Regions from separate parts of the Homo sapiens genome. Here regions 2, 3 and 4 are each linked to region 1. The links are chromatin contacts, found by Hi-C or POLR2A ChIA-PET in ENCODE. All regions are on one chromosome and are shown on one strand. The core of a region is the stretch at or near the end of the contact, and the rest is flanking DNA. Distances in the headings are between cores, read along the strand shown. Region 1 holds the start of OTUD1 (OTU deubiquitinase 1). Region 2 holds the start of RSU1 (Ras suppressor protein 1). Region 3 overlaps CUBN (cubilin). Region 4 holds the start of STAM (signal transducing adaptor molecule).

Region 1 (2,789 bases), core at 159-2,658:
TGCTCCCTCAACTCCCGGTGCAGGCTCTGGTCCCCATACACCGTCTTGCTGACAGCTCGGTAGAGGCAGTTGCCGTCTGGAATGATGTGGAATCGGTACTTATTCCTCTGCCGCAGATACTTGTCCTGCTTCTCCACCTCGGCCAGGTATAGGGCCAGCTTCTCGTCTCTGGGATCCGACCTGGAGACGATCACCGGCTCCGCCGCACTACTCGGGGCGGCCTCGATGCTCCCGGCGGGGGGTGCCTCGGCCTCTGGGTCGGGCCTCCGCGCCGCGTCCCCACCGGGCGCGTCGCAGCGATCGCCGCCCCTCTCCCAGCCCCTGGGGCCCCTCTCCGCCAAGTGCTCTTCGCCCCACGGACCGGGGCCGGGATCGGGGCTCCCCGGGGTCGCCGCGGGGCCTCGGTGCTTGGCGGCGGCCAGGGCCTGGCGGTGCTCGCTCAGTCGGAAGTTCCGATCGGGCCCCTCCCGTGTCGCGTCCAAGCCCGCGGGCTCGGGGCAGTCGGGCCGCAGCAGCTCCTCCAGGAGCCAGGCCGAGGAGCCCCGCCGCGGCGGGACCGGGGCTGCGGGCGCCGGGGCGAGCAGGAGGCAGCGGCCGCGCGGGGCAGCGGCGGAGCCCGCGGCGCCGGGAACGGGATCGGGCCCGTGCAGCAGGAGCCTGTCGGCGCCCAGGGCCCGCACGGTGATCTGTGCGGTGGACGTGTAGTGCGGCGGCAGCGGCGGCTTGCAGGACGCGCCGGGCGGGCCGGCGGCGGCGGAGGCGGGCGCGGCGGCCCCGGACACCACCTCGAAGCAGGAGGAGAAGGCGGGCATCTTGGCGGCGGGGACAGCGGCGGCTTCCCGGTGCTCGGCGGCCGCGGCGGGCTGGCACTCACCGGTCTCGGGCTCGGGCGCGGCGCCGGCGGCTCCCGGGGGCTGCAGCGAGACCTTGAAGGGGGTAGCGGCGGCGGGTGGCGCGGGGGCGGCGGCCGTGGGACCCGGGGCCCCGGCGGGGTAGTGGGTGCAGACGCTGCTGTAGAGCTGCATGTCCCTGCCCGCCGCTCGGCCCCTTATAGGCGCGGCGAGCCCCGGAGCGGGGGACACACCCTCCGGGCCCGGGGGAGGGGGCCGGCGGAGCGCGGTGACCCAACGGCCCCAGAATAGAGATGAGCGAAAGGCAGCCGGCCGCCGCGAGTCAGCAGCCGCGAATAGCGCCCGGGTCCCGGCCAAATTCCTGCTGCGCCACAGCGCAGGGGGGCGGGGACGGGACGCGAGCTCGACCCCTGCCGGTGCGCTCGGCCCGCAGACCCGGGGCGCCGCGCCCGCTGCAGCTGCTTCGGCCCGCGGCGGCCGCTGGGGACTCACGGAGGAAGCCGCCCGCCCCGTTGGAGCGCGTCCCGCCGGCGAGGAGGAGCGCGGTGCGCGCGGAGGCCCGGGAGGCGGGGCCGCGGTTGTTTACCTCAGGCCTCGCGGCCGCGTCACGTGGACTCACTGGAATGCGCGGCTCTTTGCGGCGCCCGATTCAGTCGCGCCTGCTCGCCCCGCCCACTCCGGCCCGCGCCCCGCCCCCTACCGCGCTCCGCCGACGTCACGGGCGTGGCCCTCGGCGCGCGAGCGCGCGCGGGCGGGGCGAGGCCGGGGGCGCGGAGGCCTGAGCAGTCCTGGGATCCTGGCTGGGCCTCCCGCCCACGTGACTCCCACGGACCGCTTCCCCCACCTGGGCACTGGGCACTGGTTTCTGCGCTGCGCCACTCTCCTCAGCGGCTGCAGTGGATGCTGCGGGATGGGAGCTGCTTGGGGCGAGTTAGCATGCTCGGAAAGCTTGCGTGGCAGGAAAGCTTCCGGCATGGGTGTGGAGAACGGAATGCTGCCTTAAAGTCTGTTTGGCCTCTGCTGGTCATGGGCTACCATCCCTGCTTGCATTCACTACTGCCTCTTTTCTTTTATCTTTTTAGAGATGGGGGTCTTACCTGTCTCCGAAGCTAGAGTGTAGTGGCGCAGTCCATAGCTCACTGCAGCCTTGACTTCCCGGGCTCAAGCGATCCTCCCGCCTCAACCTCCAGAGTAACTGGAAACCACAGGTGTGCACCACCGCACCCGGCTAATTTTCTTTCTTTCTTTCTTTCTTTTTTTTTAAGGCGAGGGTCTCACCACAGTTGCCCAGTCTGGTGTCGAACTACTGGCCTCAAGCTGTTTCCCGCCTCGACCTCCTAAAGTGTTGGGATTATGGGTCCTAGCCACCACTCGTGGAACCGCCGCGTCTTTTCCTTTTTTTTTTTTTCTTTTTCTTTTTGAGGCAAGGTCTTGCTCTGCCTTCCAGGCTGAGTGCAGTGGCGCCATCATGTCCCACTGCGACCTCGACCTCCAGGGCCCAAGTGATCCCCCTTCCTCAGCCTTGCCTTGGGCAGGGATTACAGGTGCCCAGCTAGTTTTACCACTGTGTCTTTTCTATGCATTTCCTTGGACTCACCGGTAAGGGTGAGTCCGCTAGTGGATTCTCTTGCCTTGCTAAGACAAAACCAACTTTGCACCTCTGACCTATGCCATTTGGCAAATATCTGGCTTGGGGGAAAGCAAGGAAGCCTTTTAGGCTTTTATAAACAAGCTTTCTCAGAATACCAAATGCAGTATCACTTAGGGCCCTTTGAGAATAGGTGTGAATGCTAGCCAGAGGTCAAAAGCGGTGGAGAAAGTCGTGACCTGCATTCCGGGGCAAGATAGACTATAGAAAATACTTCTACCGAGTCTTTTTGTAATACCCGCCTTTGTAAGGGAAAGCCAGAGGTAGTGGGAGACTTTTGCTATATTCTG
Region 2 (2,789 bases), core at 162-2,661, 6.6 Mb after region 1:
AAAATAGTAACTTTATGGTGAAGAAACCTGGCAGACACTACCTTATTTAAGTGAACATCACCTATACTGGGAGAAACCGATGCCATCTGTACCTTGATATCATGCACTGGAAAAGACACATCGCTTTAGTGGTGTTTCTCCAAAAATTCATAACCTGAAAGGGAACATCAAACTTACTTTGAAGGATATTCCACACAATACCTGGTCTGTATTCTTAAATAATGTCTAGTTCAATAAACATAAAAGCCAAGGACGGTTCCAGATCAAAGAAGACTAATGGAGGAATAACTCTTTCATCTGGAATGTTTTTTAAGCAAGAAATACCTGCTTTCGAATTTAAGAGTGCAGATCCTTTTTTTATCCAATTGGTTCGGAGATATAATTACATTATTTTACCACATCTCCTTAAGGCTTTGATCCCTGCTACAATCTACAATATATAAATGCATATGTGTGGCATCCGTCTTATCATCAATTTAGGTGACCAGTAGAAGAAAAGTGCCTGGTGCCAATTTTTATTCCATAGTATAAAATAGTCTCTCAGGACAGGGTTTTTGGTGAGAGAAGCACAGGATGTTGCTGGGTGACTGAGACTGGGTCAGGAAATAGGGAGGCAGAGGGCAACAGTTTCTCTAGAATTTAAAATTTGGTTGCTTTTGGAAGAGAAAGCAAGAGATTCCTGGAAGCCAGAACGTCATGTTTCACAAATGTAAAAGTCCTAGTTGGGAAAGACACATCGCTTTAGTGGTGTTTTCAAATGACTTTTAAAATAGTAGGGTTTTACTTGTAGGTTCTAGCTACAAGTAAAAAGGCTAAAAGCCAGCCTTAGAAACCTGTCAAAAAAGATTTCCAGCAGGGCGCTGGGGAAACGCAGACCGCGCCGGAATCCCCGCCTGGAGAAGCTCTTAATAGGGCGGGAAACTGCGTGCCCCACAAGGTCCCTCAGAGGCACATTGTGGAGACGGGCTCAGGGTAGCAACTTCTGGCGAGTGGAGCGGCTATTACACAAGCGAAACATTCGGAAGCAATTTACTTCCAGCTTTCGCAACACCCACCCTGAGCCACCACCCTCCCTTACACAGTCACGCCACAAACTTCCCCACTTCCGCCCACAGCCCTCTGGGCTTCGACCCATCAACTGAGCTTGCGCCAAGTCTACTGCGCACGCGCCAACTTCGGCCCAATCAGCGTCCCAAACCGTGGGGTGGACGCCACCGGGATAAACTATCCTCAGCGTGGGGCGGGGTCTCGAAGCCGAATAACGAACGTGATTAGCCAGCCTCTTCCACAGACTTTTAAGGGCGGAGCCTGGCCCTGGAGACACGTCTGGAGAGCTGTTCTCCTAATATGGGTAGGGTCGGGCGTGGAGCTGGCAGCGGCGCTGTGTGCGCCTGCGCGGGGCGCCGAGACAGGGCGTGTTCGCTGTTCAGTGCCGGTGTTGCAGGGAGTGAGGGCAGCTGGAGTGCGTTCTGCCGAAGCTTGTGGTTGCACGCCCATCGTCTTAGGGGCTACCTTCCGTGGTGAGTGTGTGCGGTGTTGCACTTGGGGTTGCTTCTCGCTGCGTGGCCGCAGCGGGGCTGAACCCTTCCCACTCCATCCCCTCCCCGCACCCGGACCAGCCCCTGGGACGCCCTCGGACGCCCACCCGCTCCAACCCTGGGGAAGCCTCAGAGTGGCAGCGAAGGCCTCTTGCCTTTCCGCCTCTGCGCTTGCTGTCATCGCCCACGTGCTTTGTTGTTGTTCGGTGCAGACCATGTCCAAGTCTCTGAAGAAGTTGGTGGAGGAGAGCCGGGAGAAGAACCAGCCCGAGGTGGACATGAGTGACCGGGGCATCTCCAACATGCTGGATGTCAACGGCCTCTGTGAGTTCTCGGGCAGGACTCTCCCGTGGATGAGCTGGAAGGCTTTCTAAGTTTGCCAATTCACTGCTGGTCCTGCTGTGAGCGATTGTACTGGTTTAGACCCCAGCCCCTGCTTGTAAACCTCACTTGTCAGGGGCTTCGCGCAGAGGGTTTGCAGTAGGATTTGTTCTGTTCCACCTGGAAAACGATCCTGAGAGTCCACGATGAGAATCACACAGACAGCTGTGCCTCATCGGTTGTCTCTGCTGTATGGCATTGAGGTGGATTTTCCACAGTTTGCTTAATAGTCACTTTAATTATAAATTGAAAATTAATTTTGAGTCCTTCTTCCTGTCTCCTAATACAGTCTTTGTCCATGAACAAATGACACAGAAAAGTTCCATGGTTAATAAGCATTCTTGTGCCTGGAGCGTTTTAAGCATTTCTTGAATCTTTACATTCTTCTGAGTATTTATTCTCCGAACTTGGTTCAGGCTTTTGTCACCTCCTCATGCTGTGGTGAAATCCTCCTAACTTGCCCTCTTGCCTTCAGTTTCACTGCCCAGTTTAATCACTGGGTCACTTTCAGTGTCATTTTCCTGTAACCCCTGTCTATGGTGTTACCCTCTCCCTTAAAACCAGGGATTGCAGATTCACATGCCTCCAAGTGAGGGCGGTCAGGGGCGGTTATGAACTAGGTGATAGGTGTCCCACTTGAAGGGGCCAGCTGCTGCACCTGCTACTCAGACACATGTCACCATAGGAATGTTGGCCCAATGTGCCAGATTATTTTCTTAAAGGAACCAAGATTCTATATTTTTATGTGAAATTTGCTAATTTTTAGATGTTGGCTACTAATTCTAATATTTGAAAAACCTGTGATAAGTGAGCTAAAGCAGTTCTTCAGGCTGACGTGGCTTTGGTTTAAACCCTCTCCGCACTTCTCCA
Region 3 (2,789 bases), core at 195-2,694, 6.4 Mb after region 1:
CTCACTTTCCCTTTCTGTAAAACGGAGTAATAAGAGTCAATGAATCCATATATGTAAAGAGCCAAAACAAGGTCTGGCAAATAGAGAACAAATCTATAAATGTTCACTGTTATTATTTGCACTGATGCTGATGTAAGAGAAACATCTCAGTAAGGTATAGAGAAATTCACAAATAGAGAGCCTTCAATTCTTTAGGTTGAGATATAATTAATGATTCATTTCTCAAGACATTTAATTTTCCTCTTGTTTTCTGCCTGCAGCCTGCATGGTTAATGCATTTTGACACTTCTCACTAAGGATAAATGACAAATGATAAAACCAACAATTTTTGTCCACTTATTTTACTCAAAGCTCCGTTAAGAAAAATAATGAAAAAAATTTTAATTTCAGTGACTAACAGGAGTGTTCGTATTGTCCCTATCATTTTAAAAATTGTTTTGGTTACTCTCTATTATTACAGAGAATAAAGACTTTCTGTATCCTGGAGTTTAACAACTCTTATTTTATTTTATTTTATTTTTGAGACAGAGTCTTACTCTGTCGCCCGGGCTGGAGTGCAGTGGCGTAATCTTGGCTCACTGCAACCTGTGCCTCCCGGGTTCCAATGATTCTCCTGCCTCAGCCTCCCGAGTAGCTGGGGCCACAGGCACCCACCACCACACCTGGCTAATTTTTGTATTTTTAGTAGAAATGGGGTTTCACCATGTTGGTCAGGCTGGTCTCGAACTGCCGACCTCAGGTGATCCACACACCTCGGCTTCCCAAAGTGCAGGGATTACAGGCATGAGCCACCACGCCCGACCAACAATGCTTATTCTTAAGAAAAGAACTGCCACAGAAGGAAATAGGAAAAATTCTTCTTCAGTAGTTGATGCCTTTCAAAATATTAAATTACTAAACCTCTACCTACCTCAGTTTCCAGAACTCTAAAATGAAGATAACAATACTACCTGCATTACAGAGCTGCTAGGATTTTTAAATTAGAATAATGACCAGCATGGAATAAGTGCTAATACATATTATCTATGGTTATTTTAACATAAACATAGTCTCATGGATTATTTTTTTGTGCTCTGAAGCAGGAGACCCCAATCTTTTTGGCACCAGGGACTGTTTTTGTGGAAGACAGTTTTTCCACGGACCGGGGGTGGGGTGGGAGGGTGGTTTCAGGATGATTCAAGTGCATTGTATTTATTGTGCATTTTATTTCCATTAGTCTTACATTGTAATATATAGTGAAATAATTATACAAGTCACCATCATGTAGAATCAGTGGGAGCCCTGAGCTTGGTTTCCTGCATTAGACAGTACCACTGGGGGGTGATGGGAAACAATGACAGATTATCAGGCATTCGATTCTCATAAGGAGCACGCAACCTAGATCCCTCGCGTGTGCAGTTCACAATAGGGTTCATGCTCCTATGAGAGTTTGATGCCACCAGTACTGGTCTGGGGACTGGGGCTCTTGCTCTATAGCATTTTGTGGTAAATAAATCTGTGGTTTCCAGAGCAGCCTTCCCAGTTGTAATTAACATCAATTGGCCCCACTGTGTTGAAAGCAGTGCTGCTTCTCCTGCCTCCCAGTTTTCCTACAAAAGCCACTGGGATTGTAGATAAAATCCTGTTTTCCAGTTGGCGAGATGCAGAGAAGCAGATGAGATTTTGTCTGAGCAGCGGTGGATCTGAGCCGACTTTGATTATGGCTCCACCGCCAACGCTTCCTGGGCAGATGAGTCATGCTTCCTGGAACTGTCTGTCAGAGGAAGTTTGCTTCTGGGACTTTTGCATTTTGCTTAGAGCTTAGAGATAAGCTATTACAATTCTAAGTTCAGCTGCTATTCAAAAACATGCATAAAAGCTGGGAAGAGTTTACCAAACATTTCAATTTATAACTTGATACCAGATATGAGTCTAGCACCGTACTAAGCATGATACCTGGATTCAAAAAAAGTTTAGAATGAAGTATATCCATTAGTTAGCGAAGCCAGATGCTTTGTAGTGTCGTTGAGTTTAGCATGAGGCATTTTAGAAGAAATTTTGGTTTTAAGATTGCCTGAGTAAAATGTGATTTTTTAGTTATAAAAAATTGAAAGAAGAAATGTTATTTCAGTGTGATCAGAATCCCTTTCCTTAAAAAGAAATGCTGATCTTTTCTGACCATCTTTCACAATGAAGGATTTTCGTATGATTGCATTAATTTGCAGCAGTTAATGAACCAACGTTCCAACCTTCAAAAGAGCCTCTGCTCTCAGATTCAAAAGAAACTCTGCGTGTTTCCTCTCTTCAAACATGAAGGACAGAATTAGGATGAATAATAATCAAACCTAAAATAATTTCTGAACTACCCTGAAGCAGTAAAAATTCCATTAGATGCTCAGAACTTGAATTGTCCTATGCACACTGCCTTTCCTGGTTGACCTCAGGTTGCTCTGCTCCTCAGACTGGCGAAAGGCAGGGCAACCGAAAGGTCTCTTCCACTATCAGACAGGCTCATGGTATGAATAAGCATGCATTGAGCAAAATGCTAAATTTTAAACACTGGTAATCACAGTTGTGGGTTTCAGTTAACTATATTGACTTTCTACTTTTTAAAATGGGAAAGATTTCCAATTGCAACATTACAGAATTTTGTTTAAACACGTCTTTACCCTGCAGTTCCTACATTGGCTCTTTATTTATTTATTTATTATTTTTTCTTTCTTTCTTTCTTTTTTTTTTTGAGACAGAGTCTCACTCTGTTGCCCAGGCTTGAGTGCAGTGTTGCATTCTCAGTTCACTGCAACCTCCGC
Region 4 (2,789 bases), core at 169-2,668, 5.8 Mb after region 1:
TATTATTTAACTGCAGAATGGAATGATGTGTTTTCCCCTCTTTAAAGACAAGAACACTGGAACTCAAAGAATTTAACTTGCCTATGATTTCACCGTGAGCTGAGAAGTGGCAGAGGTAAGGAGTGAACTTTTTTCTACTCTTATATAAACTTCCAAGTTTCAGTGACATGCTCTAAGGAAGAGTTTAAAAAGAAAAATTCAACATCCACCTTTCATAATTAAAATACACAAAGACAAGTAAATTCATAAGGTTGTCCTTATTCACAGTAATGATTACATTCTGCCATAAGGGATTTGGAAATGGTATTTGGCTTGCTTTCATTCCACACTTGTGTGCCAAGGTAGTTCCTACGTGCGTTCAAATTAAACCAAAATTCTCTCCCCGGAAACTCAAATTCCCATAATTATTATCTTCAAGTCAGAAAAAAATAAAATAAAATAAAATTAAAAACCAAAAGCAAACCTATTGAATTGACATCATCAGTACCTAATACCAGTGATTCAGAAAACAACAAAAATGTAGCATTTCAAACTCTTTCCAGATTCAACAACTTCTTCCACACTTCTTTACACCTTTTAAAGTGCAGAGACCTAGCCTAAGAGAGACATCCCAAAGGCTCAGGTCCTCAATTCGGTTTCAGTCGTTGCCAAGTATTTCATCTTCATCGCTCCTAACATGTTTGAGAGTCTACCCTTAACCAGAGCTCCCTCCTTCAGTTACCGTTACAAAAGATTTTAAAATCCTCTAAGGAACCTTACCTAAAACATTCTGCCAGTTCCAGACGCTCAACATTTATTTGTCTAGGCAAGCACTTTTGGTACAGGGTTTACAATCCTAATCTAGCCAACATACGCCTTAAGCCCTTCGCTGTTCTTCCAGAAGCACAGTCCCTGCACCAGATGCTACACCAGCTGCTCCTCCCAGGCCCTTTACACCAACCCATTCAGCAGTTCTTTGGCAACCTACAGTCCTAGCTCAAGGCCCATTTCACAGGATGAGTCCCATTTCTTTCAAAGAGGATGCGCCAAGCCCTCAACCTCCTCCCAGCTCTGAAGGAGGGAGCCTCAGGAAAGGGGAAGAGCGAGCTCTTCCTTGGCCCTGGCCCGAGGGTCCTGAATGCAGGCAGGGGCTGGCAGAGTGAGCGTGCAGTCCGGTGAGGAATGGGCAGGGAGAGGCAAAAACACTTACCAACATCCTGATCGAAGGGATTGGTGGCAAAAAGAGGCATCTCCGCTGCGTGCCGAGGTGTCCCCGGGGACTCCCTCTCGACAGCACGGGAGTCAGAGCTCGACGTAGGATGGAAGACTCCTCAGGCAAAAAGAGCAACAGAGACCGACTCTACAGGGTCCGCGACAGCTCCTCCTCTCACCCAACCCCACCAACCGCGGCAGCAGCTGCGGCGGCGGCAACAGCAAGGAGCCGAGGAAGCCCCCGCGCGGAGCTTGTCGGGAATCTGGGCGACCTTGGCGCTGCCTGTCTCAAAGCTGCCCCGAGCCTGCCCCATCGGTAAAGGCTGAACAGGGAGTCCCCTCTGCCTGACTCCTCTTTTAATTAGTCACACATAAGAGTGGAATTAGTTCTTGTGTTTTCTGCTTTTCCCTTGGCTAGGAGTCTCCGTAGGACGGGGTCCTTCAGGCGTGCTGAAGCCTACTAACAACCCCAGGAGTGACTGGGAGAGCCAGGAGAAAGAAAGCAGGTTGAGTTCGGGTCGAGCTGTGCGCCTTTTTTCCTCTCGCTCTCTCGGTTATCATAACCTTGTATTCCCTCTGGAAGGAAATGGAAATTCCTTTGGATCATCTTCTAGGTAAACAGTTTAATTAGCTGCGTGAGGTGACAAACTTGCTCGGATGAAGTCATGGGAGCTGAACGAATTGGCCTGAATCCCAAGAGGGGAGTGTTCAGGGCGCGCGTGTCCCTCGGAGAGGCTGAGGTAACGCTGGCTCCTTCCCGGGAGTCCCTGAACGCCCGGCTTTGGAATCTGCAGACAGCTCTTCTAGCAGGGCGTTGGCACCTACTGACTAACCGTGCAATCACTCAGCAGCTGTGATGGTTGGTGACATGTCTTTCACAGCCCAAGATAGCCTCCCTAGACTGAGCAAAAAAAAGAAAACAGAAAAAAACTGGAGCTAAAAGTTGATCAGTGAGTGATTCCTAGCAACCCAAAATGTTGGTTTATTTATTTTACTTATAAGTTTAGTTAACCAATAAAAATTATTCTCTGTGTGATGGAGAAGTTTTAAGGAGCATCTACTAGAGATGTTGCGTCCCACTTGGAACAAACTTAGTAAGCACATCTTGTACGTAAATGGAAATTATCCCGCAAATTACGGCATCTCCAAATGTAGCGTGGAAACTAATATTGACATGTCAACACAGGATTAATACATAGTAATCAAAGAGTGCTTAAAAATTCATTAAAAATGAAGTCCCACCTCTAAAAGTGAAATGTGCAAATTAAAGTAGCAGTTAGATAATGTTTTGTCATTTAGGTAAAAATTACAAAGAATCGGCCGGGCGCGGTGGCTCACGCCTGTAATCCCAGCACTCTGGGAGGCCGAGGCCGGCAGATCACCTGAGGTCAGGAGTTCAAGACCAGCCTGGCCATGGTGAAACCCCGTCTCTACTAAAAGTACAAAAAATTAGCCGGGCGTGGTGGTGCGCGCTTGTAATCCCAGCTATTCGGGAGGCTGAGGCTGGGAATCGTTTGAACCCGGGAGCGAAACTCCGTCTCAAAAAAAGAAAAAAATTGCAAAGAATCAGGGATGTGAGGAGTCAGACACTCACATAC

What was found. A loop is a pair of places that touch in the nucleus more often than their neighbours do. ChIA-PET counts read pairs that join two places held with the same protein, here RNA polymerase II (POLR2A). Pooled maps may share reads with other maps.
Region 2: a loop to region 1 is called in a map of B cell, with 10 times the contacts of the local background. The contact joins the promoter of RSU1 here to the promoter of OTUD1 in region 1. A Hi-C loop is called at or near these places in 2 of 168 maps with a recorded cell type or tissue (B cell and naive thymus-derived CD4-positive, alpha-beta T cell) and 10 of 50 pooled maps. POLR2A ChIA-PET finds 5 or more read pairs at or near these places in 1 of 52 experiments (CD4-positive, alpha-beta memory T cell).
Region 3: a map of CD8-positive, alpha-beta T cell shows a loop between it and region 1 (8-fold over the local background). The contact joins the enhancer-like site here to the promoter of OTUD1 in region 1. A Hi-C loop is called at or near these places in 2 of 168 maps with a recorded cell type or tissue (CD4-positive, alpha-beta memory T cell and CD8-positive, alpha-beta T cell) and 6 of 50 pooled maps.
Region 4: a loop to region 1 is called in a map of CD4-positive, alpha-beta memory T cell, with 19 times the contacts of the local background. The contact joins the promoter of STAM here to the promoter of OTUD1 in region 1. A Hi-C loop is called at or near these places in 2 of 168 maps with a recorded cell type or tissue (CD4-positive, alpha-beta memory T cell and naive thymus-derived CD4-positive, alpha-beta T cell) and 6 of 50 pooled maps. POLR2A ChIA-PET finds 5 or more read pairs at or near these places in 1 of 52 experiments (activated T-cell).

The regions. Positions count from the first base shown.
Region 1 is chr10:23,437,694-23,440,482 of GRCh38, reverse strand. It overlaps OTUD1 (OTU deubiquitinase 1), which reads right to left and starts at 1,408. Exons shown (of 1, transcript NM_001145373.3): 1 at 1-1,408. The coding sequence starts at 1,025. RefSeq lists silencers at 190-559, 700-1,039, 1,090-1,679.
Region 2 is chr10:16,816,046-16,818,834 of GRCh38, reverse strand. RSU1 (Ras suppressor protein 1) reads left to right here and starts at 1,411. Exons shown (of 9, transcript NM_012425.4): 1 at 1,411-1,520; 2 at 1,751-1,862. The coding sequence starts at 1,754. LOC105376435 (a long non-coding RNA gene) reads right to left here and starts at 1,136. Exons shown (of 3, transcript XR_930708.3): 1 at 1,079-1,136; 2 at 93-154. RefSeq lists enhancers at 793-842, 873-962, 993-1,102, 1,773-1,932.
Region 3 is chr10:17,028,651-17,031,439 of GRCh38, reverse strand. The region is part of intron 27 of CUBN (cubilin); the gene reads left to right. Among named protein-coding and RNA genes, the nearest start is that of CUBN, 100 kb to the left of the region's middle. Within about 2 kb of position 1,444, at least 27 of the 41 ENCODE cell types and tissues checked have a DNase peak (open chromatin) inside an H3K27ac peak, as active enhancers do; they include CD8-positive, alpha-beta T cell, where a contact is called at or near this core.
Region 4 is chr10:17,642,780-17,645,568 of GRCh38, reverse strand. It overlaps STAM (signal transducing adaptor molecule), which reads right to left and starts at 1,418. Exons shown (of 14, transcript NM_003473.4): 1 at 1,190-1,418. The coding sequence starts at 1,229. It overlaps STAM-DT (STAM divergent transcript), which reads left to right and starts at 1,651. Exons shown (of 1, transcript NR_110370.1): 1 at 1,651-2,789. RefSeq lists enhancers at 1,404-1,523, 1,674-1,743, 1,166-1,815, 1,816-2,464.